Regions from separate parts of the Homo sapiens genome. Here region 1 is linked to region 2. A link is a loop called in an ENCODE intact Hi-C map of the cell type or tissue named here. Cell type or tissue: thyroid gland. All regions are shown on one strand. Each heading gives the region's core, and the rest is flanking DNA. Links, peaks and the distances in the headings are about the cores only. Region 1 has its middle 93 kb from the start of LINC02834. Region 2 has its middle 34 kb from the start of LINC02893.

Region 1 (16,608 bases), core at 4,286-12,285, 460 kb before region 2:
AGTTGTAGATATGCGGCATTATTTCTGAGGGCTCTGTTCTGTTCCATTGATCTATATCTCTGTTTTGGTACCAGTACCATGCTGTTTTGGTTACTGTAGCCTTGTAGTATAGTTTGAAGTCAGGTAGTGTGATGCCTGCAGCTTTGTTCTTTTGGCTTAGGATTGACTTGGCGATGCAGGCTCTTTTTTGGTTCCATATGAACTTTAAAGTAGTTTTTTCCAATTGTGTGAAGAAAGTCATTGGTAGCTTGATGGGGATGACATTGAATCTGTAAATTACCTTGGGCAGTATGGCCATTTTCATGATATTGATTCTTCCTACCCATGAGCATGGAATGTTCTTCCATTTGTTTGTATCCTCTTTTATTTCCTTGAGCAGTGGTTTGTAGTTCTCCTTGAAGAGGTCCTTCACATCCCTTGTAAGTTGGATTCCTAGGTATTTTATTCTCTTTGAAGCAATTGTGAATGGGAGTTCACTCATGATTTGGCTCTCTGTTTGTCTGTTGTTGGTGTATAAGAATGCTTGTGATTTTTGTACATTGATTTTGTATCCTGAGACTTTGCTGAAGTTGCTTATCAGCTTAAGGAGATTTTGGGCTGAGACAATGGGGTTTTCTAGATATACAATCATGTCGTCTGCAAACAGGGACAATTTGACTTCCTCTTTTCCTAATTGAATACCCTTTATTTCCTTCTCCTGCCTAATTGCCCTGGCCAGAACTTCCAACACTATGTTGAATAGGAGTGGTGAGAGAGGGCATCCCTGTCTTGTGCCAGTTTTCAAAGGGAATGCTTCCAGTTTTTGCCCATTCAGTATGATATTGGCTGTGGTTTTGTCACAGATAGCTCTTATTATTTTGAAATACGTCCCATCAATACCTAATTTATTGAGAGTTTTTAGCATGAAGGATTGTTGAATTTTGTCAAAGGCTTTTTCTGCATCTATTGAGATAATCATGTGGTTTTTGTCTTTGGCTCTGTTTATATGCTCGATTACATTTATTGATTTGTGTATATTGAACCAGCCTTGCATCCCAGGGATGAAGCCCACTTGATCATGGTGAATAAGCTTTTTGATGTGCTGCTGGATTCGTTTTGCCAGTATTTTATTGAGGATTTTTGCATCAATGTTCATCAAGGATATTGGTCTAAAATTCTCTTTTTTTGTTGTGTCTCTGCCTGGCTTTGGTATCAGAATGATGCTGGCCTCATAAAAAGAGTTAGGGAGGACTCCCTCTTTTTCTATTGATTGGAATAGTTTCAGAAGGAATGGTACCAGTTCCTCCTTGTACCTCTGGTAGAATTCAGCTGTGAATCCATCTGGTCCTGGACTCTTTTTGGTTGGTAAGCTATTGATTATTGCCACAATTTCAGATCCTGTTATTGGTCTATTCAGAGATTCAACTTCTTTCTGGTTTAGTCTTGGGAGAGTGTATGTGTCGAGGAATTTATCCATTTCTTCTAGATTTTCTAGTTTATTTGCGTAGAGGTGTTTATAGTATTCTCTTATGGTAGTTTGTATTTCTGTGGGATCGGTGGTGATATCCCCTTTATCATTTTTTATTGCGTCTATTTGATTCTTCTCTCTTTTTTTCTTTATTAGTCTTGCTAGTGGTCTATCTATTTTGTTGATCCTTTCAAAAAACCAGCTCCTGGATTCATTGATTTTTTGAAGGGTTTTTTGTGTCTCTATTTCCTTCAGTTCTGCTCTGATTTTAGTTATTTCTTGCCTTCTGCTAGCTTTTGAATGTGTTTGCTCTTGCTTTTCTAGTTCTTTTAATTGTGATGTTAGGGTGTCAATTTTGGATCTTTCCTGCTTTCTCTTGTGGGCATTTAGTGCTATAAATTTCCCTCTACACACTGCTTTGAATGCGTCCCAGAGATTCTGGTATGTTGTGTCTTTGTTCTCGTTGGTTTCAAAGAACATCTTTATTTCTGCCTTCATTTTGTTATGTACCCAGTAGTCATTCAGGAGCAGGTTGTTCAGTTTCCATGTAGTTGAGCGGTTTTGAATGAGATTCTTAATCCTGAGTTCTAGTTTGATTGCACTGTGGTCTGAGAGATAGTTTGTTATAATTTCTGTTCTTTTACATTTGCTGAGGAGAGCTTTACTTCCAAGTATGTGGTCAATTTTGGAATAGGTGTGGCGTGGTGCTGAAAAAAATGTATATTCTGTTGATTTGGGGTGGAGAGTTCTGTAGATGTCTATTAGGTCCGCTTGGTGCAGAGCTGAGTTCAATTCCTGGGTATCCTTGTTGACTTTCTGTCTCGTTGATCTGTCTAATGTTGACAGTGGGGTGTTAAAGTCTCACATTATTAATGTGTGGGAGTCTAAGTCTCTTTGTAGGTCACTCAGGACTTGCTTTAGGAATCTTGGTGCTCCTGTATTGGGTGCATATATATTTAGGATAGTTAGCTCTTCTTGTTGAATTGATCCCTTTACCATTATGTAATGGCCTTCTTTGTCTCTTTTGATCTTTGTTGGTTTAAAGTCTGTTTCATCAGAGACTAGGATTGCAACCCCTGCCTTTTTTTGTTTTCCATTTGCTTGGTAGATCTTCCTCCATCCTTTTATTTTGAGCCTATGTGTGTCTCTGTACGTGAGATGGGTTTCCTGAATACAGCACACTGATGGGTCTTGACTCTTTATCCAATTTGCCAGTCTGTGTCTTTTAATTGGAGCATTTAGTCCATTTACATTTAAAGTTAATATTGTTATGTGTGAATTTGATTCTGTCATTATGATGCTAGCTGGTTATTTTGCTCGTTAGTTGATGCAGTTTCTTCCTAGTCTTGATGGTCTTTACATTTTGGCATGATTTTGCAGCAGCTGGTACCGGTTGTTCCTTTCCATGTTTAGCGCTTCCTTCAGGAGCTCTTTTAGGGAAGGCCTGGTGGTGACAAAATCTCTCAGCATTTGCTTGTCTGTAAAGTACTTTATTTCTCCTTTGCTTATGAAGCTTAGTTTGGCTGGATACGAAATTCTGGGTTGAAAATTCTTTTCTTTAAGAATGTTGAATATTGGCCCCCACTCTCTTCTGGCTTGTAGGGTTTCTGGTGAGAGATCCGCTGTTAGTCTGATGGGCTTCCCTTTGTGGGTAACCTGACCTTTCTCTCTGGCTGCCCTTAACATTTTTTCCTTCATTTCAACTTTGGTGAATCTGACAATTATGTGTCTTGGAGTTGCTCTTCTTGAGGAGTATCTTTGTGGCGTTCTCTGTATTTCCTGAATCTGAACGTTGGCCTGCCTTGCTAGATTGGGGAAGTTCTCCTGGATAATAACCTGCAGAGTGTTTTCCAACTTGGTTCCATTCTCCCCATCACTTTCAGGTACACCAATCAGACGTAGATTTGGTCTTTTCACGTAGTCCCATATTTCTTGGAGGCTTTGCTCATTTCTTTTTATTCTTTTTTTTCTAAACTTCCCTTCTCGCTTCATTTCTTTCATTTCATCTTCCATCGCTGATACCCTTTCTTCCAGTTGATCGTATCGGCTCCTGAGGCTTCTGCATTCTTCACGTAGTTCTTGAGCCTTGGTTTTCAGCTCCATCAGCTCCTTTAAGCACTTCTCTGTATTGGTTATTCTAGTTATACATTCTTCTAAATTTTTTTCAAAGTTTTCAACTTCTTTGCCTTTGGTTTGAATGTCCTCCCATAGCTCAGAGTAATTTGATCGTCTGAAGCCTTCTTCTCTCAGCTCGTCAAAGTCATTCTCCATCCAGGTTTGTTCCATTGCTAGTGAGGAACTGCGTTCCTTTGGAGGAGGAGAGGTGCTCTGCTTTTTAGAGTTTCCAGTTTTTCTGTTCTGTTTTTTCCCCATCTTTGTGGTTTTATCTACTTTTGGTCTTTGATGATGGTGATGTACAGATGAGTTTTTGGTGTGGATGTCCTTTCTGTTTGTTAGTTTTCATTCTAACAGACAGGACCCTCAGCTGCAGGTCTGATGGAATACCCTGCCGTGTGAGGTGTTAGTGTGCCCCTGCTGGGGGGTGCCTCCCAGTTAGGCTCCTCGGGGGTTAGGGGTCAGGGACCCTCTTGAGGAGGCAGTCTGCCCATTCTCAGATCTCCAGCTGCGTGCTGGGAGGACCAATGCTCTCTTCAAAGCTGTCAGACAGGAACATTTAAGTCTGCAAAGGTTACTGCTGTCTTTTTGTTTGTCTGTGCCCTGCCCCCAGAGGTGGAGCCTACAGAGGCAGGCAGGCCTCCTTGAGCTGTGGTGGGCTCCACCCAGTTCGAGCTTCCCGGCTGCTTTGTTTACCTAAGCAAGCCTGGGCAATGGCGGGTGCCCCTCCCCCAGCCTCGCTGCCGCCTTGCAGTTTGATCTCAGACTGCTGTGCTAGCAATCAGCGAGACTCCATGGGCGTAGGACCCTCTGAGCCACGTGCGGGATATAATCTCGTTGTGCGCCGTTTTTTAAGCCCGTCGGAAAAGTGCAGTATTCGGGTGGGAGTGACCCAATTTTCCAGGTGCCGTCCGTCACCCCTTTCTTTGACTCGGAAAGGGAACTCCCTGACCCCTTGCGCTTCCCGAGTGAGGCAATGCCTTGCCCTGCTTCCGCTCGCGCACGGTGTGCGCGCCCACTGACCTGCGCCCACTGTCTGGCACTCCCTAGTGAGATGAACCCGGTACCTCGGATGGAAATGCAGAAATCACCGTCTTCTGCGTCGCTCACGCTGGGAGCTGTAGACCGGAGCTGTTCCTATTCGGCCATCTTGGCTCTAGTTTTTTGTATTTTTAGTAGAGACAGTGTTTCACCGTGTTAGCCAGGGTGGTCTTGATCTCTTGACCTCGTGATCCGCCCACCTCGGCCTCCAGAAGTGCTGAGATTACAGGCATGAGCCACCACGTCCAGCCTAGAAAATGGGTTTCTATTATTTGAGGACATCAATTAGTTGAGTTGTGTGCAGTGTGGTGGTGGAGACAGTGGAGACAGTTGAGCAGCATGTGTGCAAGCACAGACACATCAAAGAGAGAGGTATGTTGGGGGGAGCGTGGGTTCTCATCTGACCCCACCTGTGTATAGGCCCCAACTCTAGCCTGATTTCCTGATTTTGTACAAAGATGACAAGCTCATTCCCAACTTCAGATCTTTGCTATTTGCTCTTCTATGTCTACCTACCAGCTCCTTTGCCCTGCCTTTCTCACGCAGCAACACTTTCCATCCCTTACACGTCCATTTATTCTCTAGCTTTCATGGGTCATTTCAAACCTTACCCCCATGCCAGTGCATGCTGGGTAAGTCTGAATTGTAGACCTGAGTGCTTCTGTTTGTATCATCCTACACTTTTTTTTTAAAGTATAGTATTTAGTATCTTAAGTCTTGCAAAAGCTAAGTTTGCTATGGCTTTACTTCTGGATATGCTATAATTTCTACCACAAAGAGTTGGTGCTCAATAAATATTTCTTACTCGATCAGTAGTCATAATGAAAACAATGTAAACAAAGGTATGAGCACCAAGGGTGTAAAAATGTTTTGAGAGTTGTGGGGGAAGCAGAGCAATAGGTGATTTAGTGGTCATTGCCAATCCCAAGTGTTTTCACTGAAAATATGAACTCAGCCATTTAAAAGTGGCTAATAGGTTTGTTTTTGTTCTCACCTAGGTTTCTGTGACTGGCAGATACAGCATGAAATGTGAGTTCTCTGCAAACCGTAGCTAATATTGGAAATGTGTATTGTGGCTTGAAGTTAGGTATCCTACCTGAGCTCACGTATCTTTTCTCTTGCTTCCAGCACAAGAAGGTGAGATTCCACACAGCATGATAATTACCTATTTACCTGCCAAGGCCACCCTCTTGGTGGCTCATTTCTCTAAGGAGAACCTGGGCTCATCACATTCACCACTGTTTCCCTGGGCAAGGCCTCCAGAGCCAGATAGTACATTATCCCTGAAATGAAATTTGAATCAAACACTTCCAGAACAAAAAAAGTTTTTAATTGTCTGTGAACTGTTTTGACATTTTTGTTGCCAGGTAGGTAGGTATGGAAAGTAGTTTTTAAAATAGACATCAGGATCTGTGACCTTTTGCCAGCACGGTCTGATGTCTGAGCTCATGTTTAGTTTAAAGGGCTACCCCTCCAATAAAGATAAGCTTATTAACACATTATTCTCTTTATTTGGCTTTTTAAACCATGATTCTCCTTTGAGACCCAAATTATTCAAACACAGTAAAATGTAAGAAGTGGCAGTGGTCCAGTAGACATAGATTTTGCAGCAATTCAAATCACAGAATTCCAAATACAAAAAACTCACATTTAGGATTAGAATATTGCTGTAGTTTTGTTTTCAAGGTAAATACAGCGTGTGTGTTTGTGTGTGTGTGTATGTGTGTGTGCATACACCATGAGGTCCTGAATCAAATTTGTTCTGTCAATTGTGTTATCAAAAAGAAAAATTACAGGCTAAGCATTCCTAGAGCAAATATGTTTTACTAATATCATATATTTACAATTTATACTCAAACTGCTTCCCAAAGATATTTGAAGCAATTTATATTAATAACTATATATAAAAAAATTCTGTTGTAGCAATGACTCTGTACCAATCAGAAAAATTACAAGCTATACATTCCTAAAGCAAATATGTTTTACTAATATTATCATATATTTATAATTTATACTTAAACTGCTTCCCAAAGATATTCAAGCAACTTATATTAATAACTACATATAAAAAATTCTGCCGTAGCAATGACTTTGTACCAGTCACTGTTCTATTTTTTACATACGTTTCTATATCTTCATATCTGTGTTTTCTGTTTATGTGTATTAACTCATTTAACTGTCCCCATTTTACAGATAAGGAGACTGAGGCACAGAAAGGTTAATTAGCTTCCCCAAGTTTACACGGCTGATGAGGGGCAGAGCCGGGATCCAAACCTAGGTAGTCTGACTTCAGAGCCCAGACCCATGCCCTCTGCCAGCATAATTAGAGTAAAACTGGACAATTCAATATCATACAGAAGTGAGGAAGGAAACAGACCTAAGGCATCGGCTAACATAGTCATTGTGATTAGATATTCAATGCGAGTCTCAAAGTCTTGGCAATTAAGACATAAATGGAAACATATCAGTGAGAGAAAGCCCGTCAGTTCAAAATTCCTGATGCTGAATTTATTTATTTATTTATTTAGACACAGAGTCTTACTCTGTAACCCAGGCTGGAGTGCAGTGGTGCAATCTTGGCTCACTGCAACCTCTGTCTTCCAGGTTCAAATGATTCTCCTGCCTCAGCCTCCCGAGTAGGTGGGATTACAGGCATGCACCACCACGCCCAGCTAATTTTTGTATTTTTAGTAAAGACAGGGTTTTGCCATGTTGGTCAGGCTGGTCTCGAGCTCCTGACCTCAAGTGATCCTCCCACCTCGTCCTCCCAAAGTGCTGGGATTACAGGCATGAGCTACCACACCCAGGCTGATACTGAATTTAAAAAGTAACATCATCATGCAAATGTTTTGGGGGGCTATAAGGCCTCGACTGGTTTACTCAGGATAGTTTAGTCAGCATGTATGTGGGGGAATGGCTGGGTGTCGACTGACCTCTGAGTCTTCCTCACAGGGGCTGGTACTGCTAGCACGGAGGAAATGAGAGGGGGGGACGGGTAATGCCTTCTGGGCCAGCATGTTTGGGGCAAGCAGGGTGTACCTTATGGGGACACACTTTCTGTCAGGAGCAGAGCTGGGCCTCCAAATGAAAGGCATCTGTTGTTCTCAGGCACATTCTTGGCATTTCATTTGAGAGAAATGCCTGATGGCCAAAATACCAGCAACGTGCTTGTAAATAACAAATTCCTCAGAGTTACTGAACACATCTCATCCTCTTTTTCAAAAAAGCTTACAATCATTCTTTTGCAGCTTACATAGATGTATTGTTTGCACACCAGGGTTTTTCCTGTCAAATATAATACATTCCTTTGTATCCTCTTGCAATGATTTTGAAACACACAGTTATCTACCAGAGACTTAGTCCTGAATTCTGGCACCTGAGCATGCATTGTCATGCCTTGTGAGATTCTCATTGAGTGTGCTGTGGGAACGAGCAGGCAAGGCCCCCACTGAAAGCATGGCTGATGACATAGGGTCAGAATCATTCATTCCTTCCACAAATATTTCATGAGTTAGTTCATGGCACATGTTAGGATCTACACTGGGGATTCAATAATGAATCAGGCGTAATCGCTGAAGGAATAGAAGGTCCTTTGGAAAAGTCTGATAGGACATATGCAACTATCATACAGAGTGATAGGTGGTAAAATAAAATTAATGACAGGGTGTTGTGGGCTCTTATTTCAGCAGGGGGCAGAAGTGAGCACAGAGAGATCCTTGAGGAGATGACATCCTAGCTGAGCAGTTGTTCTGAAGATGAGAGTAAGCAATGCTGTAGGAAAAGGCTGTTAGGAAGAAAGGGAGGCATCAGAAAGCCTGGGACAATGGGACAGCAGGTGCTCTGGAAACTCTAAGCAGTTTGGAATGGCTGTAGCACATGCAAGAGGTGAGCTGAGGGGCATGCACTGTCTGGGTCATTTAGTGCCGTGGAGCGTGCTAATAAGTTTGGACTTTCTTTTTTTGGGCAATGTGGAGCCAATGAAGAATTTTAGGTAAGGAGGTAGCATCGTCATCATCACTATCTTTTTCATTGCTCCTTTGTATGACTTATGTGTTAGACAATGTTCTAGGTGTAACATACACAGTATTGCAGTTGATTCTCCCAACAATTCTCTGAGAGAGATACTATTATTATTTCCATTTTGCCATGCAAAGATGGGCTTTAGAGAGTAGAGTCTATTAGCTTGCTGAGGCTGCCAGAATAAAGTACTACAGACTGGGTGGCTTAAGCAACAAAAAAATTATTATTATTATTATTTATTATTATTTTTTGAGACAGAGTCTTGCTCTGTCGCTCAGGCTGGAGTGTAGTGGCATGACCTCGGCTTGCTGCAACTTCCACCTCCCAGGTTCAAGTGATTCTCCTACCTCAGCCTCCCGAGTCGCTGGGATTACAGGCATCTGCCACCATGCCTGGCTAATTTTTTGTATTTTTAGTAGAGACAGGGTTTCACCATGTTGGCCAGGCTGGTTTTGAACTCCTGACTTCAAGTGATCTGCCCGCCTTGGCCTCTCAAAGTGTTAGGATTCAGGCGTGAGCCGCTGCGCCTGTCCCAAAAAATTATTTTCTAACAATTCTGGAGGCCAGAAGTCCAAGATCAAGGTGACGGCAGAGCTGGTTTCTCCTGGTCTCTGCCCTTGGATTGCAGATGGCTGTCTTTTTCTTATGTCTTCACGTGGTCTTTCCCCTGCACCTGTTTGTGCCCTGACCTCCTCTTCTCATAAAGACACCAGTCAGATTGGATTAAGGTCTACACTAATGACTTCATTTTAACTTAACTACCTCTTTAAAGACCCCATCTCCAAATGCAGTCGCAACTCAGCATATAACAAGAAGTAACTTGATCAAAGTCACAGAGCTGGTAAGTGGTGGTGTGTGGAATTGAACCCAGGCATTCTGACCTGGAGCCCGAGTTCTTAACCATTATGTTGTAAATCTCAGATTTGTGTTTCAGAAAACACATTGAATGTAGAATAAGGAACACACGCTGGAATGGGTAAAGTCAAAGTGAAAAGGACCAGTGAGGAGGCTTTTGTAACAGGTCTAACTGAGAGAGAATTGCACTGAACTCTAACAGTAGCAAGGGGAGTGCCCACAAATTGATACCTTTAGGAGAGATTAAGGAGGTATGAGAACATGGTGACTGAGTGAGAGAAGGGAATGAAGGAATGGACGAGTTGAGAACATCTCCTAGGTTTCTGGCTTGGACACTTGGTGGATGGGAGTGCTGTTTACTAGGAAGATAGGGAACTGACGCTGTTACCAAAGTCCTCTGCATTGAAGGTCTTTGAAGATCTTCATGACAAACCCTGCTCTCTCTGCACTACATGTTGGGGCTGATTGTAAGAATCATGGTTGGCTGATTCAAGATAGACAAGTATTTGCAGCTGCTCAGCACTCTAAAAAATGCATCTCTCTCCTCTTTCCAGAAAGGCTTAAGCCTTTCTTGAAATGTGTATTTTCTTCTGTTTTCCTTTAAATGTTACTTTCTGGATTTTCATACTTGGATTCATGGACTGATTTCTCTGTCTCCTGCTCTGTGCATCAGCTCAGTGAGAATTCGAGAACTCTCTAGTTGTATGTGTCTATGTGAGCATGTGTGTGTGCCTGTGTATGTGAGTGCTGTGTGTAGTCCTAGGTTCCACCAGCTCTGTGGTCACATGAAACTGTAATTGCATTGAACGTGGAAAGATTAAGTGCTTAGTTATGAATTCAGCTTAATAATGGCCCAGGCGTGGTGGCTCACGCCTGTAATCCCTTTGTAAAGCACTTTGGGAGGCCGAGGCAGGAGGATCGCTTGGGCCTGGGAGTTCAAGACCAGCCTGGGCAACATGGCGAAACCCCATCTCTACAAAAAAAAAAAAAACAAAATTAGTTGCATGTGAAGGTGTGTGCCTGTAGTCCCAGCTACTCAGGAGGCTGAGGCGGGGGGCTCGCTTGAGTTTGGGAGGCCGAGGCTGTAGTGAGCCACTACACTCCAGCCTGGGCGACAGAGAGAGATCTTACCTCAAAATAAATAAATACATAAATAAAATAAGAAGAAAAAAGAAAAAATGGCAATGCCTTTTTTTGCTTTGGACCTTTCTTCAAAGAAAGTTATAATAGGTGTGACCTGGGCATCTGTTACAGTACTGGCTCCTTGGGCCATTTATTCCAATGGAAAAAGAAAACCTTTTTGGAAAGAGTGCCATAGCATTTCTGGCCACTACCAACTCCAGCAGGAAAAAGAAGATAGAATTTCTCTCAGAGTTTTGCTAACAGCAGCAATGGCAAGACCTGGAGTTGGTATGACATATTAGAGTTTACACAGTGCTTTCACATACATTATTTTATTTAATCCCCAGAATAACCTCCACTTTTCACCTGGCCAGCTCCTTCATATTTTCACATGCTTTGGTTTTGTTTTCAGCTTCTTGATTCTTTTTATAGGATTGAATTACAATTTACACTTGTTTGTCTTTCTCCCCAACTAAGAATGGGGGTTCCCTGAGGGGAGGGGCATGTCTTCTTACTCACTCTTTTATTCCCAGCAACTCTGCTGAGGACGTTTGAGGAGAGATGGAGGCAGTGCAGACTAAATCTTCTTCTACTTTTTGTTTTAATTTTAGAGGGTAGAGAACAAGCTTGAATTTATTCATTCTACAAGTAGTATCAGCTACTTTATACAACACACCATGGTAGGAGTTCTGGAGATGCGCAGAACTGAATAAAGTTGTTATCCTTAGATGTACAATCTAGGGGGGTCAAGATGGGGTTACAATTTGGGTGAAAATACCAGTTTTCCCAGGACAGACTTGTTTTATGCGTATTGTCCTTCCTTATTTTTCTTTTCTGATCTTTAATATTTAATATTATAGTTTATAAATAAAAATAGAGATATAAATTCATATTCATAGTTATGGGGGATTAAAAACAAATTATTAAAAGAATAACTTATGAGTAATAAGATGAGGCATAGGGAAAGATGGGATAAATATTAACTTTCAATATTTTTCTGAATATGTTTACTTTTTTTTTTTTTTTTGGAGACAGGGTCTCACTGTGATGTCCAGGCTGGAGTGCAGTGGCATGATCTCAGCTCACTGCAACCTCTGCCTCTCGGGTTCAAGCAGTTCTCATGCCTCAGCCTCCCAAGTAGCTGGGACTACATGTGCACACCACCACACTTAGCTAATTTTTGTATTCTTGTAGAGATGGGGTTTTACCATGTTGGCCAGGCTGGTCTTGAACCCCTGGCCTCAAGTGATCCACCAGCCTCAGCCTCCCAAAGTGCTGGGATTATAGGCATGAGCCACAATTTTATACTTGGAAAATGTGAAGAAAAATTTAAGCAAACAAAGGGGAAGAAATCAGATATGCTAGACCCAACTGAAAAATACAGTAATTTCTTCTGACAACCTGCTTATTTCTGTTATCACTAATTACATATTTTAATGAAAACTGAGGTTAACCACATAATATCTAATCATGGCTATGTTTAGGTTCATATAAGGACGGAATGGCACAATTATACAATTAACCCCTGTGAAGGAAAAATAAGGCATTATTTTCTTCACTTTACATGTGAACAAACCAACAGCCAGAAAGGTCAGATGTCTCTGATAATTATTTATTCATTTATCTGTTCATTACACAACACTTACCGGGTGCCTATTATGTGTCAGGCACTGAAAGGGCACTGGAGCTGGAAAGAGGAATGAAATCCAGTCTATGCTTTCTGAAAGCCCAAAGTTCAATAGAAGAAATGAAGACATACAGAGATAATGGTGACATGGCTGGAGGAGTCCCTACTGGATGGACAACTAACTATACCAGGCAGGGTCAGGGTAGAAGGTTCAAGAATGGCTTCCTGGAGAAGAAGAGGCCTGGGGTAGGTAGAACTGTTAGTCCCAGGGTCAGCGAGAAAGGCGCTGTTAGAGCTAGTGGTGAACTCCTTAACCAGTCTAGATCAGGACTTAGCAACTTAGGGACCCTAAGCCAAATGCGACCTACCCCTGTTTTTGTAAATTTAAATTTTTCTTTAAATTTATTGAGATGAAATTTATATAACATAAAATTAACCATTTTAGAGTGAACAACTCGGTGGCAATTAGTACATTCACAACATCATGCAATCACCACCTCTATTGACTTTCAAAACATTTTCATTGCCCCGAAAGGAAACTCCTAAGCTGTTAAGTGGTTACTCTCCATTCCCCTCTTTCCCCAGCCCCTCTTAGCCACCAATCTACTTTTTATCTCTATGGATTTTACCTATTCTGTGTATTTCATACCAATAGAAGCACACACCATGTGATCTTTTGTGGATGGCCCGTTTCAAGTAGCATAATGTCTTTGAGGTTATTCATGTTGTAGTATGAGTGAGTACTTCACTGCTTTTTCATAACTGAATAATATTTCATTATAGGTATATGCCACAATTTGTTTATCCATTCTTTTGTTGATGGGCGTTTGAGTTTGTTCCCACCCCTTTTCTATTGTAAATAGTGTTGCTATGAACACTATTTGCTATTTATTTGAGACCCCGTTATCAGTTATTTTGGGTATATATCTAGTGGTGGAAATGCTGAGTTGTCTGTTCAGCTTTTAGAGGAACTGTCAAACTGTTTCCCACCACAGCTGCATCATTTTACATTCCTACAAACAACTGGTGTGATTATAGCTCAAGGCAGCCTCCAACTGGGCTCAAATGATTCTCCTGCCTCAGTCTCCTGAGTAGCTGGGACTACAGGTGCATGCCACCATATGGGCCCAGCTTAAAAAATATATATATATATATATATAATATATATATATGTATGTATATATTTAGAGGCAGGGTCTTGCTATATTGCTCAGGTTGGCCTCAAACTCCAGGTGTCAAGTGATCTTCCTTCCTCAGCCTCCTGAGTAGCTAGGACTAGGCAGGCAGCACCACACCTGGCTTCCTCCTTTTCCCCCTTTTTACAAGTTATAACCATCCTAGTGGGTGTGAAGTGGTGTCTCACTGTGATTTTGATTTGCATTTCCCTAATGACTAATGAGATTGAGCATCTTTTCATGTGCTTGTTGGTCATTTTTACATTTTCTTTGAAGAAATATCTATTCAAGTCTTTGCCCTATTTTATTTGGGTTGTCTTTTTGTTGTTTAGTTGAAAGAGTTCTTTATATATTCTGGATACTAGGGCCTTGCTGGCCTCATAGAATGAGTTAGGAAGTGTTCACCCCTTTTCTATTTTTTTAGATGAGTTTGAGAAAGATTGGTATTAATTTTTCTTTTAATGTCCACCCCCCATTTCTATGAATAGAGTTTTATTGAGACATAGCTGCATTCACTGATTTCCATATTATCCATGGCTGCTTTTCACTGCTGTCAATGGCAGGGGTGAGTTGTTGCAACAGAGATTGTGTGGTCTGTGAAGCCGAAACAATTCCTATCTGTCCCTTTACAAAAAAAAGTTTGCTAAATCTGCTTTTCTGCTCATATGACTCTCTTATATGGAAAACTGAGAAATATCCCTTTTTGGAGTAAAATAGTCATAATAATTCAAAAACTGCATGAGGCCATTTGGTCATGCAAGTGCTGTTTTACAGGTACATTTCTGTATTTTGGACAATGGACTGAAAAGGGGCCCTCACTTATCACCCTAAGAAATAATGCCGATTAGGATGTTGACAGTGGAGAAAGATGAATATGAATTGGATACAGGATATAAAAGTAAGGGAGAGAACATGTCTGACCTGTGCAATGAAGGAGACGAGGACGCCTCCTCACTTAACTAGGAAAGACAGAGGAGAGCCACATGGTAGGGAAATCGTACAATAGGTCATCTATGTCGTAATATAAATGAGTACTTCATTCCTTTTTTGAAAGTGAATAATATTTCAGTGTATGTATGTGCTGCAGTTTGTTTATCCACTCTTGTGTTGGGAATATATCTAGTGGTGGAATTGCTGGGTTGTAAGTTTAACTTTTTGAGGAACCACCAAATTGTTTTCCACAGAAGCAGCACCATTTTACACCCCTACCAGCAATGTACAAAGCTTCCAATTTTTCTACGTCTTTGCCAACACTCTTATTCCCCTATTTTGAAATTATAACTATCCTTGTGGGTATGAATTTTTGTGGTATCTTCAAGTTTTGATAGGCTGAGTTTGGGGTTATTTAATTAAATTAAATTCATTAATTAATTAATTTATTTATTTTTGAGATGGAGTTTTTGCTCTGTTGCCCAGGCTGGAGTACAATGATGCCATCTCGGCTCACTGCAACCCCCGCTTCCTGGTTCAAGCAATTCTCCTGTCTCAGTCTCCCAAGTAGCTGGAATTACAGGCGCCCACCACCATGCCTGGCTAATTTTTGTATTTTTAGTAGAGATGAGGTTTCACCATGTTGGCTAGGCTGGTCTCAGGAGATCCACCCACCTTGGCCTCCCAAAGTGCTAGGATTACAGACGTGAACCTCCACACCACGCCCAGCCTGGGGTAACTTTTAAACATCTAAACAGAAGTGGCATGGCGAGGCGACAGATCACCCCTAAAAAATAGTCCTCGCCTCTCAATAATAAATGTATCAAGACAGACTCTCAGACCGTTCTGACTTCCAGAGGCATTTGCTACCTAACTGGGCCCTTCTAAAAGACTGGATGAGGCCGGCATCTCCCCACACCCTGATCTGGAGCCTTAACCCTGTCTTAGAGGCCTCTCCTGTCAGCCCCTGAAGTTTTCGCATGGTTTCCCTTAGGAGGCACATCAAGTCCTCTCACAAATTACGTCTCCAGTGTTTTAAAGTCCGACGTGCCTAAGCAGATTATGTTTTCCCTAACTCTCACTAAACGCACAATTACAACTACCCAACTTCCATTGTTCACACTAAACTGGAAGCTTTCTAATATATTTTACAAAAAAAGTGTTTGCCTATGTAAAAAAAAAAAGAAAAAAAATATATATATATATATAATCTGGGGCAAGGAATGAATCAAGATGAAGAAGTCAAGCATGGACAGATGGTAGTAGAAAGACTAGTTGTGAGTGTGGATTCCATTCAAATATACATCTAAGAAGAAATGAATGGGGGAATTATGATTTATGTAAAGGTCTCAAACTCTGACGAAATAGAAATAATATAAAGCAACAAAAATTGGGAGGGAGATTGGAGGTAGGAGGAAGTAAAAGAGGGTCTCAAATTTTTTTTTTTTTTTTTTTTTTTGAGACACAGTCTCACTTTTTCACTCAGGCTAGAGTGCAGTGGCACAATCTCCACTCACTGCAACCTCACCTTCCGGGTTCAAGCAATTCTCCTGCCTCAGCATCCTGAGTAGCTGGGATTACAGGCACCCACTACCACGCCCAGCTAATTTTTGTATTTTTAGTAGAGACAGGGTTTCACCATGTTGGCCAGGCTGGTCTCGAATTCCTGACCTCAAGTGATCCACCTACCTGAGCCTCCCAAAGTGCTGGGATTACAGGTGTGAGCCACCATGCCCAGCCTGGGTCTCATCTTTTTTAGTGGGGAATCAATCCAAACTATTTAAAAATAAAATATGTATTTTTTTAAAACTGGCAGCCACAGATGATGACTCCAGGCTGATAATGACTTAAATTTCTTTCTGGATCTCAGATGGCAAAGAAAGAAACATTTATCTGAAATTCTGCAATTTCCTCACTTTTACTTCAGTTTCTTTTATCTTTGTAAATGCACCTAAAATAAGATCAAGTATTTTTAAAGGATAACTATTACATAATTTTATTTTAATGAAATCATTTTTGTGTCTATCTTTATCCGTTTATAGATATCTCTATCAAATCTAACGTATTAATTCTTCTTCTGTTGGTTTGGAGAGATTCCGTAAAAACAATATTCGTAGACTCTTACCATTGCTTATTTCTGGCTGTCACGGTTTGAAGTGAGTTGTTTCTTTCTTGGAACTTTGTGGATTGCTGAGTTTTTTATGCTTTTGTACATATACAGGTATTACTTAAGAAGATAAACTTAGCCGATATTTTCCCATAAATTCACTTTATAA
Region 2 (16,608 bases), core at 5,252-13,251:
TGCAGGAAATGCCCAGACTAGTTGGAAGTTATTGCCCTATTCTATCAGATGATGTGTTGTGGCTGTGGGACTTAAAATTAAGCAGACTTTGGAATTGCTGGTACAAGTACTCACTGCCAGAAACTTAAGAAATTAGTGGTAGATATTTTGCTAAGGCCTGGAGAATAAGAATGAGGTTAGAACATGCCTTGGAATTGCTAGAAGGATAGCAAGACTTGGAAGTAAACAGATGTTGTCATTTATGGAGAGTTTGTTGGGCCTCACCCTAATGTTGCTTGTTGATTGTGGGCCTACATTTTTAAAAGACCAGTCAGAGAGAATGACACACCATAGGTTACCAGGAGATGAATTAACTGTTATATGGATGAATTTAATGGGGTACCTCTAATCACAGCTGTTCTGCCACTGCATAATGAACATGACTAGCCCTTACCATAGTCGATCTGCTTTTGGATACTGTGAAGTTGGCAGTATTTGTCTGTCTTAACCACCATGTAAGGATATCTGTGCCCACCACCCCATCTGTCCCGTCTGTCCCTAGTAAGCAGGAAGTCTGAGTAAGGGAGTAGAGAATCCAAAACAATGCATTCTGACTTGGGAAGATCAAAGAAGGTCTTGCTAAGATGTGAGATGTGAATTTTGAGCTGAAACTTGAAGAATAAGGTTCTGTGAGGTGACAAATATGGAGAGAAGCATCCCCAGTACAGGACACAGCATTCTCTAAAATATGAATATGTAACTGTGTTTGTTAAATTTGCAGTACATTAACGCATTGTGTGTGTGTGTGTGTGTGTGTGTGTGTGTGTAATGCAGTTTTCTCTAAGAACATGAAAATAGTGGACCATAGAGAGGATAGTTGGGGAGGCCATGAAGGACTTGAAATACCATCCAAAGGCTGTAATTTTTTTCCCTACTTTCTCAGACATTTCTCTCTGGGCAGCAGAGTAGCCTAGTAAAATGCTGACGTTGCATGAGCTAGAACGACCCCTGACTACTTGCTCAAAGGTGATTTAACTGCCTAACCCAATGCTGAGCAGTGAAAACTTGTCTGTGTCTAGGATTCTAATGGCCAAGACTCAGACGCCCTAGGTAAAAAGTATGTTGAGTAAGCTAATGTAAAGTTTTTACGTGGGCCAAATTCTAACTGTGGCCACATTCTAAACTCCCCTATATCTCTCCCCTGAGTTAACTGAAATTAACAGTGACTCACCAACCATCAAAGGGATTCACAGGCTTTAAAAAGATGAGCCATTAATGAAGGCATCTCTATATCAGCTTCAAATTGGTGTTTTAAATCTTAGTTGACTCCTAGGCATTCAAGTATGAGGCAAAGGGGATCATCATTTGTATTAAAAGAGAAATCCCCAAATCAGAACTGGTTTAATTCCAACCTAATTTTGGCTACTTAAGGAGAGTAAGAATTAAAGAAGTAACAACCAGTTTTTAGTGGATCTGAGAATGAAAAAGTTAACCGTTTGATTTCATTGGGGCCTATTCCACATTAGTTTATTTGAATCTTGTATTCCAGCAAAGGCAATAAGTTCCTATGAAACCAGTTCTTAGTATTAAGCTCATCCATTTGGTGCCTCTGCCAACTGTATGGAGTTGTCTCATGAAGTCTGAGTGAGATGTTGTCTATTGAAGTGCTTTAGTGTATTGCATGATACAAAATTGCAGCTCAATAAAAATTGATCTTATCAAAATTTGAAAATCAAACTTAATGCTTTTAAGAGAGCAGTCATTTCATCTGAGCCTCACCACAAACCTGTAAGTAGAATCATTCCCATTTTACTGATGAAGAAACAGTCTCAGGTTTGAGGTAATTCCCAGTAATCACAGCATGACAACACAGATAAGAAGACCAAGCTGCTAAAATGCACTGGCTGTGGTTTGCTTGCTTGTTTTGACATATAAGCCCCTAAAATATATTTCCTAAAAGATATGTTTATGTCTGTCTACCCACATTAACCTAAGTGCCCCAAAAGGCAGTTTTCACATCTGTCTTGTTCATGTCTCCATTCCCAAAGCCTAGCACAGTGTCTGGAAGACAGAAGGTTCTCAATATTCGTTAAGTGAGTGAATCACAAAATATCCTTTTATCTTGATTTGTTCTCTCCTTGGATTTCTTAGTCTTTTCTGCTATTCAGAAGCTTAGCATTAATCAAATGGACACCTATACCTAGATACCCATTAGCAGGTTTTATCTCAAAAGAAAAGCAATGTGTGACTGAAGTCACACATTTGGATAGTTTTGTTTTCCACACAGCAGAAATGAGCAAATGGGCATGTACACTGTAAAGCCACCATGAGAACTGAGCTGGCATGGGGAGTTCACTGTTGTGGTAATATTGTTGTGGTAATAAGCTCACACTTCTGGCTGCAGCCAGGCTTTGGGAGAGGATCTGAAAGTGTTCCTTCAATTCCACTTGTCTGAAGATTGCTGGGATGCTTCCCCACCAGCCCGTTTCATCTTTCCCTTCCCTGATTCATCTTGAAGGAGGAACTAAGCAAAGGATGAGAGCTTCGTGTGGTTGATTATGAGAAAGTTCAAGGCAGCTGTTCATTTAGAAGCTGTAGAAAGAGATTGCCTCACACGCTTACATTTAAGGAAACATAAGCCTGGAGTAATTCATTTTCCAGTAGAAATTGTCCTGAGTCATTTCATTTTAAATGGGAGCCCCAGTCACAGTTAGGGATGAATTTAGCAACAAACAACATAAGGATTTTTTTCAATCTCAGCTTTATTTTCTGAAACTGTCTTTCAAACAGCCAGAAAACAACTTTAAGTTTTGAAAGAAAGAAGGAAAGAAATAAAGAGAAAGATAAAAGAAACACAAAATGACTAATGTTTTGAGATTTAGGGGCAAATTCCGTGCCCTATGGCTGAATCTTATACAAAATAGAGAAGTATTGAGATGCACTTGCAAATACGGAAGTTCGTACCTTTATTTAATTGGGTTAATATGTTTAATTTATTTTTTAGCCAGCTGGACAGTGGGATTTAATCTGACGACATGCACAGAGATGTGCAATGATGTATATGTAAGGGGAATTCTTCACAACAAATCTATGTCTGAGTGCTTTGGCCTCATCCTTCCTTGATGCAGTCTCTGCCTGCCCTAGAAACAAGAGAACACCTGTTATTCTCTCGCCACGTGTTAGGGACTCTGTAAGCACTTTACCAGCCCATCTCACAACACCCTTCCAAGTTTTCTATTTTTATGATCTCAACTTTACATGTGAGAGACTGAGGTCAAGAGAGACTAAATAACATCTTAAGGTCATTCATGGAATATGGAATAAAGTTCAGAACAGGAATTCTGGCAAATTGAGCCCTAGAATTTAAGTACTTAAGCATGATTGTCCACTCCTCCATCTCCTGAAGTGTGTATCCCTGGAAAACAGGATGTTTTCTGTACCAAAAGAACATGGAGAGATACTTCCACAGCTAAGTATGTCTCTTAAAAGTGTTTGTGTGTGTGTGTGTGATAATGGTGATGATGATTTCCTTAAAGCATTTTACTGTTGATAGCTCATCATCACCTCTAGCCAATGAAACACAGAGTCCACAAAAATGCAATTTGTCTGCCCTGGTTCACCAAAGGGATAAAACTTAAAAGACAAAATTTGTAAGACAAAACTTAAAAGATAACCATAAATGTGGCTTGTGAGCAAAGTAGGGCAGGTGGCGCAGCCATCAGGGTGGAATTTTGTTGTGTACCCTGTAGCAGCAGAAAAGCCCTACATTTGAGCACAGGAAGCCCAATAACTTTGAGTAATTTTGAGCAAGGTACTTAATCCTTCCAAATCTCAATTTCCTCATATGTAAAATGGGAAAATAACACTTGTTCTGTCTACCTTTTCTAGTTATTGTAAGGGGGTAAAAATTGTGTCAACGCGAAGACGAAAACTCCAAATCAATGCATTCGTTTACTCAGTGTATTGGTCTGTTCTCACGCTGCTAATAAAGACTTACCCAAGAATGGGTAATTTATAAAGGAAAGAGGTTTAATGGATGCACAGTTCCATATGGCTGGGGAGGCCTCACAATCATGGCAGAAGGCAAATGAGGAGCGAAGTCACATCTTACATGGCAGCAGGCAAGAAAGAGTGTGCAGGGGAACTCCCATTTATATAACCATCAGATCTCATGAGACTTATTCACTATGACAAAAACAATATGGGAGAAACTGCCTCCATGATTCAATTATGTCCACCTGGCCCCACCCTTGAAACATGGGGATTATTGCAATTTGAGGTAAGATTTGGTTGGGACCACAGCCAAACCATATAACTCAGCCATTCATTCAACAAATATTTATTGGGTGTGTACCCTGTGCAGGCATTAGGTCCTGGAGTTATGCAATTTTAACTATAGGAAAAGATTCTGGATTAAAATGGAATTTGAGGCCAGGCACTGTGGATCACGCCTGTAATCCTAGCTCTTTGGGAGGCCAAGGTGGATGGATCACGAGGTCAGGATTTCGAGACCAGCCTGGCCAGCATGGTGAAACCTTGTCCCTACTAAAAATACAAAAATTAGCCAGGCATGGTAGCATGCACCTGTAGTTCCAGCTACTCGGGAGGCTGAGGCAGGAGAATCGCTTGAACCCAGGAGGCGGAGGTTGCAGTGAGCTGACATCACACCACTACACTCCAGCCTGGCGACAGACCCAGACTCTGTCTTAAAAAAAAAAAAAAAAAAAAAAAAAAGGAATTTGACTTGTTGGGTGGTTGATAACACCAGCTTATTTGGCTTTCTTTTTAGGAGTCAGATGTTATAAACAGAATTGAATATTTTGGGAAATTCTCAACCTCTCATCTTACATTTGGCCACGGAATGCCTGCAGGAAACAAAACAACCAAAATGAATTCAGAGCCCAGCGTAGATGGGTACATCAAGGGAAATCCTGGCTGTCAGGAGGGTGACAGCTCCTGTGCAAGCCACACTGCTGTTGTGTGTGTAGCAGAAGGAAAGCCTACCCTCCCTGCACCACATCCCACGCAGCCCACACCAACTCTGCCTCTCCATGCACTGCCCACCCAGACCTGCAATTAGCACATTCATCAGTGTGCCTGGTGTTTCCTGGTGATGGAGGGCCCTGAGGTGCTCCATTTAGGAGTTAGGCTCTGCCACCTATAGCTCTCCTTGAGCCCATCTATTTTCTCCCATTCAGATGTACACCTTTTGTTGCATGCAATGAATTTTCTGATTTCTGCGTAGTCATTAGAGGGAGAGACCTCACATTAGGAAAATGACCATCACAATAAGCATGCCTATTGGCTACCTTAACTTGAAACAGGAACATGGGCCTGAGGCCAGAACAATTGCACAGGGTCCTGCCCTCAAGAGGGTTGTCCTTAGAATTTAGTATTCTGTGGTTGTCATCTTGATATTCTTAATCATATCATCTTTGGCTTTGTGTTTTGTAAATAAAATTTGATGAGACAGGGAAGCAGGCACTGAGGCTGAGGGCTTGGAGATTTGGTTTACACAGGGTCCTCTTCGGGACATGTTCTTGGCCTTCCTACTCTCTGGAGTTCTGGGTCCTGCTCGGCCTCCTCCTCCTCCCTGCCCGCACCCAGCAACTGGCCCTGGTCGGGGCCTAGGCACAGGCACTGGGATTTTCAGGTGTCTCAAGGCAGCAGCATCATGATGCATTGGCGGGGTGACTTGGTGGAGGTAAGCCTCTCATCTGCCTTGACTGCATGTTACAGGGGTGACAATACCTAGGGGGTCATCCATCTGCCTGGGTCAGGGGAAGTTGATCCAGGGAAGTGAGGGGGATCATGGCAGCCAATGCACACGCTCATGCTTTGAAGGCCTCTGTGGGCTTGTGAGGGTCTGCACTGGCCCTGCAGGCAGCGACACTAAATAGGAACTATAAAACACCACAGCAGATCAAGAGGGAGTGGAATGGGGGGAGAAATGCTTGATATTTTAATTCCTAACACTGCTCCCTGCTTTCTGCACAGGGACCCCCACAATTTTACTTTATACTGGGCCCCAAAAATGATATAGCCAAGCCTGAGTGAGAAGCTCATTTCTGGGATTCTAAAGATCTGACTCTTTTTTTTTTAATTGACAAACAACAATTGTATATATTTAGAGGGTACAATGTGGTGGTTGAAATATGTATACAATACAGAATGATGAACTCAAGCTAGTGGGAACGTTCAAAATCTATCGTCTCAGAAATTTTGAAATACAGATTACATTATTATTAATTATCTGACTTCGTTTTTTAAAAAACGCTCACAGATTAAAAGCAAAAACAAACAAAACACAATGCTGATAAAGACGACCTGTCTCCCCAGCGAAGGGGCAAGGGAAAAAGAACACAAGTTACTTTTACCACATGACCTTTCCAGACAGGAGCAGGGCTGGAGCTTTGGGGACACCACAGAAAGTCTGTTTTGTTGTTGTCGGGGGTGCAGGGTGGTGAGCAGAGAACATCTTTGTTTTAGAGATGAGGGAACGTAGGCGCAGAAAAGTTAGCCGGTTCACCCCAGACACTGAGCAAGTGCCAAACTTGAGTCAGTGGACACTAAATCTTTATAAGGGGAGAAAAATGCTCTGGAACCCTGGTCCTGACAAAAATCATTTTTATTAGAATGTCACTTAAATATGTAAAAACCTAAACCTAAGTGTGACCTCTGTAGTTGCAAAGCTTATGCAACTGTAAACTCAAAACATATTCGCACATCAAATACAAATGAAACTACAAAGCTAATTAAATTCAAATTAACAAAAATACTGTAATAGAGGGCATTTTGCTCAAACTAAATCAAGTTGATTTAATTAATTTGGATTTATTTAATGTTTAATTTAATTGTATAAATATACTTTCATGGTTTGTTCTATATTAAATATTTCTTAAATTTTGACTTATGCATACATGGGGAACTCATGAACACATGGGCATAAAATAATGTTAGCAATTTCAAGGTAGTTTTAAATATTTTGTTTTATTTTATTATATTATTATGACTATATTTCCCATTTAGGATCATCGGACCTCATGCTTAACAAAAATTGCCACTTTTGATGGAGAGTTGCTTGGTCACTTTATAAAATCGTGCTGCTCAATTGAAAATGAATTTTATGATGACAATGCTAACAAATCTGCTCTAATTGAATATCTAAGCCAATTATTTCTGCACTTAGGACTGGAGCACTTCCACACTGAAAATTTACTATTACACTTTCTGCTCACGAAATGTTGGTAAGTATTGCAATAGTTGAATGTAAAGGGCAGTGATTACTTACCAACCAGTGTGGGGGTACTGCAGTATTTAAATACAGGTTAGGGCTCCACCATACCAGCCCAATATCAGTCTTGCCTATTACAGAAATTTATCCTGCCCTTGGCCATGGCCTTTCCAGTCATTGCTCATTGATGAATGTACATAAATATGTCTGTGTATGCGTGAGTAGCATGGCGTGAGTGTGGGTGCTGTGTGTATGCAGATAGATGTATGTACGTGGGTGTATAAATTTGTATGTGTATATGTAAATGTTAGGAAATTTGGCAAATTGGAGGTAAAATTTTAAGGCTCACCAATAATCTTTGCTAAAGTTTTTGTTCTGCACATAGTAGGCACTCAAAAAAAAAAAATGGTAGTTGGCCAAGCGCAGTGGCTCACACCTGTAATCCCAGCACTTTGGGAGGCCAAGGCGGGTGGATCACTTGAGCTCAGGAGTTTGAGACCAGCCTGGGCAACATGGCAAAACCCTGTCTCTACTAAAAATACAAAAATTAGCCAGGCGTGGTGACACACACCTTTGGTCCTAGCTACTGGGGAGGCTGAGGTAGGAAGATTGCTTGAGCCTAGGAGGCAGAGGCTACAGTGAGCTGAGATGGCGCCACTGCACTCCAGCCTGGGTGACAGAGACCCTGTCTCTAAATAAATAAATAAATAAATAAAGTATTATTAATCTTATGTCACCAGATACTCTTTTTCTTAAATATTACTTTTTCTTGGTCCAGGATTTCCCATCAAATCCAAGCCAGTAAAGCATGTTATCCTATGTTTTGACTATCTCAGGCTGGTAAAAATAACTTATACTTTGCCTTTTTTTTTCATTTGACCAATATTTACCTAATACTTACTGTGACTTAGTGAAAAGTGCAGAGCATTTTATAACATTATGTTACTCTATAGTTGTTTTAGATTGTGTTTCCCAGGGACCAGAATTTTGCTTGGGAGGTGATTCCAAGGAGTGCTAGCAAGGTTGGAGAGGTGAGAGTGCGGAGGGATAGAAGCCAGTACAGGGTGCGTTCATGAACAGTTCCTGCTGTGGGCAGCCAGGCCTCCATTCCATTGGGAACCTCTGAGAGAGGATGTAGAGCCTCAGTGCTGCCCCCCAGCTCCCCACAGGGTCCAGAAGGCTGCAGCACTTACTTACCCACTTCTTGTTTTGTTGGTGAGAAGTCCTGCTCCCATGGGCCATGACTTCCTAGCACTCCGGTCTGCCTCACTCATGTGTTGAATATGACTTGGTGGCCAGGAAGTCCCTGCAAAGACAGGTAGGGAGCCTGGGGTAAGAAGACATAAGTGTTCACAGGGAGAAGGCATGCCAAGGGGGGTTGAGTGGGGTGCCAGCACCCCTACAATACTCATTGCAAATCTGTTGTTATATATATTTTGATGTGTGAGGAAGTGGGGGGTCCTGGAGAAGCTAAGTAACTCTCCCAGGGTCACAGGGATAATGAGTGCAGGAGCTGGGATTCGAACATGGCCATCTGCTCACAGAGTCTGTGCTCTTTACCACTGCAGTGATAATCAAAATGAATTTTATTCCTCCATGTGTTTTTCTCCAAAATATTCACTTCAAAACCTAAACAGGGCTGGGCACGGTGGCTGATGCCTGTAATTCCTGCACTTTGGGAGGCCTAGGCAGGTGGATCACCTGAGGTCAGCTCTTTGAGACCAGCCTGGCCAACATGGTGAAACCCGGTTTCTACTAAAAATACGAAAAATTAGCCAGGCGTGGTGGCAGCACCTATAATCCCAGCTACTCAGGAGGCTGAGACAGGAGAATCACTTGAACCCAGGAGGCAGAGGTTGCAGTGAGCCAAGATCATGCCATTGCACTCCAGTCTGGGCAACAAGAGCGCAACTCCGCCTTAAAAAAAAAAAAAGGAAAAGGAAAAGAAAAAGAAAAACATAAATGGATCTTAAGTCTGTGCACTTCATAATTTGCCGAAGGAGAAGTCATTTGATAAACATCAGACCCTTAATAATATGTATTTTGCTTTTCCATTGTCTCTGAACAAATATTTCTGAGTGTGTTTCTGCTTTTTCCTGGATGGTTCTCCGAAATAAAGTCTGACACCTTTCTATTAAGACTGAATGCAAATTGTTCAAAGAGAAACAAACAATTATGACTGCTGAGTTTGAAAGAGCATAGGAACTATGCTACCATCAGAGTTGGCACTGTGTGTCCCAAGGATCAGGAAATGGAACTGGGCACCTCACAAGATGAGTATTATAGTTTATTTATAACATTTGCATAAAAGTAAAAGGGAGAAAGACATAGAGCTAACAATAGCCTCAGAGTCCAGGTGACAAGGACCTTATTGTGAAATGAACTGGTCCTCCTGGCTCTTGTTAGTAACTCCCCCTTCATGAACAAGATCCAAGACAGACACCTTTCAGGGAATGCCATCTGGAGTGAACTGCGGGACATGGAGGTTTCCTGGATCTATGACTCGTAAATCAAAATCCTGGAAGTAAGTCACATCCATTTCAACTATTTCAACCTGACCTCCCCATGCACTGAGTAGGCCTTGTGCCAGCATTTCAAATCTATTCACTGTGTTCATGGCTATGTCTGTCAGGTGATGTAAGCAATATCACAACAGCACAAGACATGGTCCCAACTGCAGAGAATATTTCCATGTTGTAGGAAATTGTATGGAGATATCCATTTTTATAAAGGATATTGTGTCTGTAGAGTATAGTCTTCCTCCCCTGGCCTGCCTGTTTCCAGGTCTCTTCCTACCTGTAAACTCTTTTGCATCAGGGAGGTTTGTGCTATGGTAGGAACCTGAAGCTTTTTAAGGTTGGTAATTCAACTCTTCTTGCCTTTGTGAAAGCCTGGATGGATTGAAATTTTCTGGATGTCCTTGATACAAAGGACTATAAGGAGTCTTATCTTTCAGGGCAAAAAGATGGAAGCACCGGCTTACCCCAGACCAGGAAGTGGGTAAAGTTCCAAAGTTGTTGGCAAAACAGGGACCTATAGGCATGTCTCTGGAAGCACCCTAGTGAGTTTGCAGAGCCTCTGAGGTAATGTGGTGGCACTGGGCTCCTAGGGAGGCTGGAGCCCAAGCACTGAAGATTTGGCCTCATGCATGGCCCAAAAGCAGAGATCTGCCACACAGACCCTTTTGTGTCTGGAAATCACAGACCCTTTTCTGCCTCTGAATGCCAAACACAAGCTTCTCAGATTTTTTAAAAATATAGAGAGAAGGAGAAGTCACAGGAGTGACTCAAAATAATTTTCTAGCCTGCCCAGTGAAGGAGGATGAGGTCAGTTTGAAGCAATTTTAAAGGTATTTCTTGACTGCTTGAGTCCGTAGTTTCACATTCAAGACAAAATAATAATATGAAATGCATACTTCAGTGCGCCACAGGGCTAAGTACAGTGTGTGGAACTCTCATACGATCCTCACAGATCTCTGTGAACTAGGTGGTTTTGTTTGTGCCACCTCCAAATGAGGACAATGAGGCCTAGAGAGTTCTGGTCTTTGCTCAAGCTAGTGCCTCATCAAGGTGAGATGTGACACAGGCCAGTGGATTCCAAAGCCTGTTCGTTTAACACAACCCTGTAAGTCTAACTTGTGAAACAATTAGGACACCAGCCATCAGGGTATATAGGTAAGAATCCAGTTCCTTTCAGCAGTGAATGTTGGAGTATTTCAGAGAAAGCAAGACCCATGTGGACTCAAAGCAGGAATATAAGCATCAGGAGGGCTGATGACTTAATTGATTTTGTTCAACAATGTTTCCCACGTGCCTAGAATAGGGCATGGCCCATAGTAGGAGCTTCATAAATATTTGATAAATCAGTGAATGAATGATTGACAGGAGTCTAGAATTCTGTCTTATATGAAGAGACAAGAGGGCTTTAAATAATCCAAAGGAAAGAAGAAAGCCATTGCATGGCCATTATTAATATTAAAGAGTCAAAAAAAAAAAAAAACCAGGTACTGGCGAGGTTGTGGAGAAAAAGGAATGCTTTTACACTGCTGGTGGGATGGTAAATTAGTTCAACCACTGTGGAAGACAGTATGGGAATTCCTGAAAGACCTAGAGGCAGAAATACCATTCAACTCAGCAATCTCATTACTGGGTACATACCCACCAAAATATAAATCATTCTGTCAGAAAGGCACATGCACATGTACATTCATTGCAGCACTATTCACAATAGCAAAGACATGGAATCAACCTAAATGTCCATCAGTGATAGACTGGATAAAGCAAATGTGGTACATACGCACCATGGAATACTATGCAGCCATAAAAAGGAATGAGATCATGTCCTTTGCAAGAACATGGATGGAGCTGGAGGACATGATCCTTAGCAAACTAACACAGGAACAGAAAATCAAATATTGCATGTTCTCACTTATAAGTGGAAGCTAAATGATGAGAACACATAGACACATGGGGGGAAACAACACACACTGGGGCCTGTCGGAGGGCAGGGTGGGTGGAAGGAGAGAGAGCATCAGGAAGAATAGCTAGTGGATGCTAGGCTTAATACCTGGGTGATGAGATGATCTGTGCAGCAAACCACCACGGCACACATTTACCTGTATAACAAACCTGCACATGCACTTAAAAGGTAGAAGTAAAAAAATAATAAAATAAAATATCGATAGTTTAAAAAAAGAAAGAAAGCCATTCCAAATGGGGTAAACACCTCTTTTCCAAATCACCTTGCAAAATAGTTAGGGATTTGTGTGAAGGAACGCTACTTGACAGCATCCCAAAATGGGCTCATTATCCTTGCTAGTCTGCTCTTCCAAGCCCTGATCACTGCAGTCAAGGAGAAGGAATTCTTTCTGATTCTAGAATGCAGATAGACTCCATTAGAACAAGTAGTATTTTGGGTAAAATAAAGAAGAGATAAGCTGAGGTAAATACCTAGACTAATGACAAGAGAGCCTTATGTTTAGCATAGACTTCTAGTTCAGTGTTTTTAAGCATATAACTGCTCATTATGTCTTCATTAAAGCATTTCAAGGGATCCCCAGGTGAATTATAATGATTAAAAATAATGCAAAGCAAAAAGCTTTTGGATCTACGTTGGTGAACAAAAAGACTCCTCTTAAAAGGAGAGAGTGGCTCAGCTCCAAAAGTCTCATGGAACAGTCTAAGAAGAAGGGAAATCTATAATAGGCAATTTTTAGGGTAGAAGATTGATATGGTTTGACTGTGTCCCCACCCAAATCTCATCTTGAATTGTAGCTCCCATAATCCCCAGGTGTCATGGGAGGGGCCTGGTAGGAGGTAATTGAATTATGAGGGCAAGTTTTTCCCATGTTGTTCCCATGACAGTAAATAAGTCTCATGAGGTCTGATGGTTTTATAAAGGGCAGTTCCCCTCCACATGCTTTCTTGCCTGCCACCATGTAAGACATGCCTTTGCTCCTCCTTTGCCTTCCACCGTGATTGTGAGGCCTCCTCAGCCATGTGGAACTGTGAATCCATTAAACTTCATTTTCTTTTTAAATAACCCAGTCTCGGGTATTTCTTCACAGCAGTATGAAGGTGGACTAATATGAAGATATATGTTAATGTCAATTTAAGAAGACTCACCTTTAAATAAAACTGTCAGGCAACAATGTCACATGGCTTTATTTCTGTTTGACTGCAGGAGCACGTGAGAAATAGACCCCTTAAGGGATTTTCCCTAAGACAGGAGATCCAAGCCTCCTAATGTTCATTCTCAAATCTATTCAGAGATTACTTGGTGGCCAAATAAAAAGATTGAAGGAAAATTACCATTTAACTTATAGGACAGTCTACAACTGAAATTAATGGCGAGATTAAAAAAAGAAAAACCCACCAAAATGTTGCTCATCTTTTATATGAACTCAAATACCTTCTGGCTTCTTTAAATGAAAAGTCTGACATTTTTCCTGGCAGTATTGCTGAAAAGATAAGACAAATGGAAATTCCTGAGATGATCTGGGATACTTATCAGGAGGAACAGCTTCAAGGGAAATGTCTGCTTTCTCTCTCTTGCAAATTACGAAACCATTGACAGAAAGAAACACGTTGGTATTTGATAATAAGAAGGCAGCGTGTATCATAATATTCTAGGGCATATCTGTTCAGTGTAAAAAGAAATTGATCTGCGTAATAGTCGAGAGTCATTACATCACCATTCCCTGCCTACCCACTCCCTAGTTAGCCCCTGTGTGGCCACAGAGTGGCTGTAAAATGGCCCACTGTGCTATTTATATCCATTGCTGCCAGTGTTACTTTGATCTAAACCTTGAGATTCACAAACAGCAGAAGAGGGAATGTTGGTAATGACAATCACTGTCTCAGGAAATAGTTTACAGTGACAGTGGATTCTATTTCAATTTCTGGACTCCAAGGTAGCGTTCACCACTGCCCCACTGGGGCCACCTATGGGATTAACATTGGCAGTGCCCCAAATACACTATGTATACTTTCTGGTTCTTACCCAGCATCAAATTCAATCCCAAAAAGCAAACACTCGTTTCACTTACTCACTTCCTTAAGACTCAGTGCTAACTTGGAGCATATTTTCCTGCTGCAAGATTTTAAGTTTTTATTGGTCCTGGAGGGGCCAGAAAAGCTACAGAAAGGCCTTTGCTTGCAGTACCAGCTTCAAAAACTTTCAGCTAAAAGCAGGAAAGTCAAAAGCATCAAATACAGTCTTATAAAGGCTATTTTGATTTAGAGAAAGCTTTTGAATTTGCGTTTAGTTGCGAATCCTGATGGCAAGATTAACACTGTTTATGCGGAGAAAAACCTTCATGGAGGTGAGATGAGTGCCCGTTTTCGGTGAGAATGGCAGGATGTGCTACACGTAGATTGGGTTAACTATGTTGGCCCCTCTCTGCTACTCTTCTGCTTAAAACGTTTCACAGGTTCTCTATGGTACTAATGCATATTTATCAGAATTCTGTTGGTAGCAAGGCACAAAAACCTAACTTAAAAAGCTTTAGCTTAAAAGTATGTTTATTGGTTCATGTGGCTGAAAATTCCAGCGCATGGGACTGGTTTCAGCTGGATCCAGGAGTTCAAATAATACTGCCAAGATTTTCTCTGTCTCAGGGTGAGGTCTGGGCAATCTTTGTGCCTGGGGTGCAAGATTTCAGGCAGCAGGTCATGCAAGTACTGACTCTGCTCTAGCAGGGCCCTGAGAGACAGAGCCCATGTACACAGGCTTGCCTTCTTAAATTTGCACTGTAGGCATCTTGCCTGCCTTACCCTGGACCCTCTTTTTCTCTTAGCTTTTTTTTTCATGTTCCTTTCTTTCTTGGGTGAGTTCTTCTCACTCGGTGCGCAGAAGCTCACCAAAGCACCAGACATGGTTCTACCACATCACCAGACTTTTTCCTTATCACCTCTGCCTCCCTAAAACTCTTTTTCCATTTATTTCAGGAAAGAATGACCCCAAGACTTGGGCTCATTGGCTCTTATTAGCCCCACTTGAGTGTGGAAGAGTCACTCAATAGAATGTGCTCCCCAAACTGTTTCCTTTTCCTCCCGAGCACACAGCTAAGCACATTCCCCAGGTTCCTCGCATCTAGGTCTGGTCATGTGCACAGTGCCAGGTAGGGAAATGTAAGTAAAAATAAAGACCATCTCCTCCAGACCTGGACCCACTCCACATTCACTTCTTCACTCATTGTCTGGGCATAGAACATTCAGCAGGTGACAGCGCCATTAGTTGAAATGAGCCTAGATCCCTGAGTCACCACTTGGAGGAAGCCATACTGAAGAACCACCTGATCAGGAGCGTGCACAATGTTTTGTTTGTTTGTTTTTGTGAGGGGGAAACCAGCCATTGAGATTTAGAGACTGTTACAACAGCTAGTGTTACTCATTCTCTGTAATCCATTGAGTGTTTGCCTCTTGTTGAACCCATTAGTAGTATCAAAAATGATGGGATGTTCTGAGCAGCCAGCCATTGGTCATGTGCTCATCTTTGGAGCCCTGAGTTAGGTAGAGCCCTATCCCCAACCATAAAAAAGTTAGAGCAGAAGTAATTCCCCCAAAGAAAACCAAGATGCCATTACTAGAATAAGGGGGAGAAGATGCAGCACAGACAACAAACGTGACGTGCACAACAGCCCCACACGTCCCTCTCAGGCTGGCCTCTAATGCAGTGCTTGAGGAACACCCAGCATTTTGAGGTCCTTTTCAAGCCATATCCCTGCTCTCATTCTTGCTCTTCCTCTCCATCTTCCCTCTTGCTCACCTTCTCAGCCCCCACTCTCTTACCCTCCATTCACCTTCTGGAAATTCTGCTGATTTTTAAAACGCGGCTTGGATATCCCTTCCTTCCTGACGTTTCTTCACATTCAAGCTAAGTTTTATGTTCTTCTCTTTCTCTCATGGGGCCCTGTGATTTCTCTTTCTTTGTCTTTACTTCATTATTTAGAAATTATTAACTGTGAAACTCTCAAAGCCGGGATAGGCCTAGTCATCATTTTGTCCCCAACACCTAGCACAGTGCTTCCATCTGGTTGAAATGTTCAGATGAATAAAGAAAGGAATATAGTCCAATCATCAAACCGTGGGCTAAATTCATCTTTGCAGTGGCTATCCACAGGATAGCTAAATCCACATTTCCACTCCTATCATTAAGGAAGTAAGAAATTTTATAATCAAAAACAATCAGTTACATGCATGTTTCTGAAACCATATGTCTATTTTGCAACTCTTATTGTGTTAGTAAATCTAAGGGCTAACTTTTGAGTAAGATAAGGTCTTATTAATTTATTTTTTTAATCTAAAATAGATTTATTGCATTTCACGCAGTTTGAAGGCCATGGAAAGGGGACTAGCACAGTTTTTAATGCATTTAAAAAATAAAAGGGAGGAGGGCAGCAAACACATAAAGTCCTAGTGTCCTGGGTCCCTGGGAGAAAAGAGTGTGGCAATGAACCCACCCACTCTCCATGGGGAATAAATCTGTCTCTTAAATGCAAGGAATATTTCCATGGCCTCTGGATGCAAATACACAGAGCTTTGGGGTAAGAGCAAGGGATGGGGAGAGGACCACTAGTGAAAACGCAGCTACACATATTGACCTAATTCAATCTGAGGGTAGAACAACATGGCAAATCTTGGGGGCAGCAGCTGTTCCAAGGGTCAAGAAATATCGTACACCCACGGGGAGATTTGCTTCTAAAAAGAAGTGGCGGTGAGAAACAAAACAAAACAAAACAAACAAAAGGAGAAATATTTCTTCAGCCACACTCTTCAAGAAAATGCCACAAATATGTGATTTAATATTTTAATTTCATAGCATTGGACACACAGCTCAACATATTGAAATATTGATTCCTTGGAGAAAAAAGGAAACAAAAAATATTGCATCTT

What was found. Hi-C counts contacts between places; a loop is a spot of excess contacts. Peaks named below come from ENCODE experiments on the same cell type or tissue, not always from the same donor. Only the 100,000 strongest peaks of a DNase experiment are listed, where the experiment ranks them.
Region 1: a loop joins it to region 2, with 8 times the contacts of the local background. A loop is called at or near these places in 2 of 110 quality-filtered maps.

Annotation. Positions count from the first base shown.
Region 1 is chr9:86,607,337-86,623,944 of GRCh38, forward strand. No RefSeq gene overlaps it. Among named protein-coding and RNA genes, the nearest start is that of LINC02834, 93 kb to the right of the region's middle. RefSeq lists an enhancer at 8,144-8,645. In thyroid gland, for the core only: a CTCF peak has its summit at 8,247 (motif pointing right); no DNase peak of the experiment used is centred there; H3K27ac peaks cover 1,418 bases.
Region 2 is chr9:87,067,378-87,083,985 of GRCh38, forward strand. It overlaps the pseudogene NFYCP2. Among named protein-coding and RNA genes, the nearest start is that of LINC02893, 34 kb to the left of the region's middle. In thyroid gland, for the core only: no CTCF peak of the experiment used is centred there; no DNase peak of the experiment used is centred there.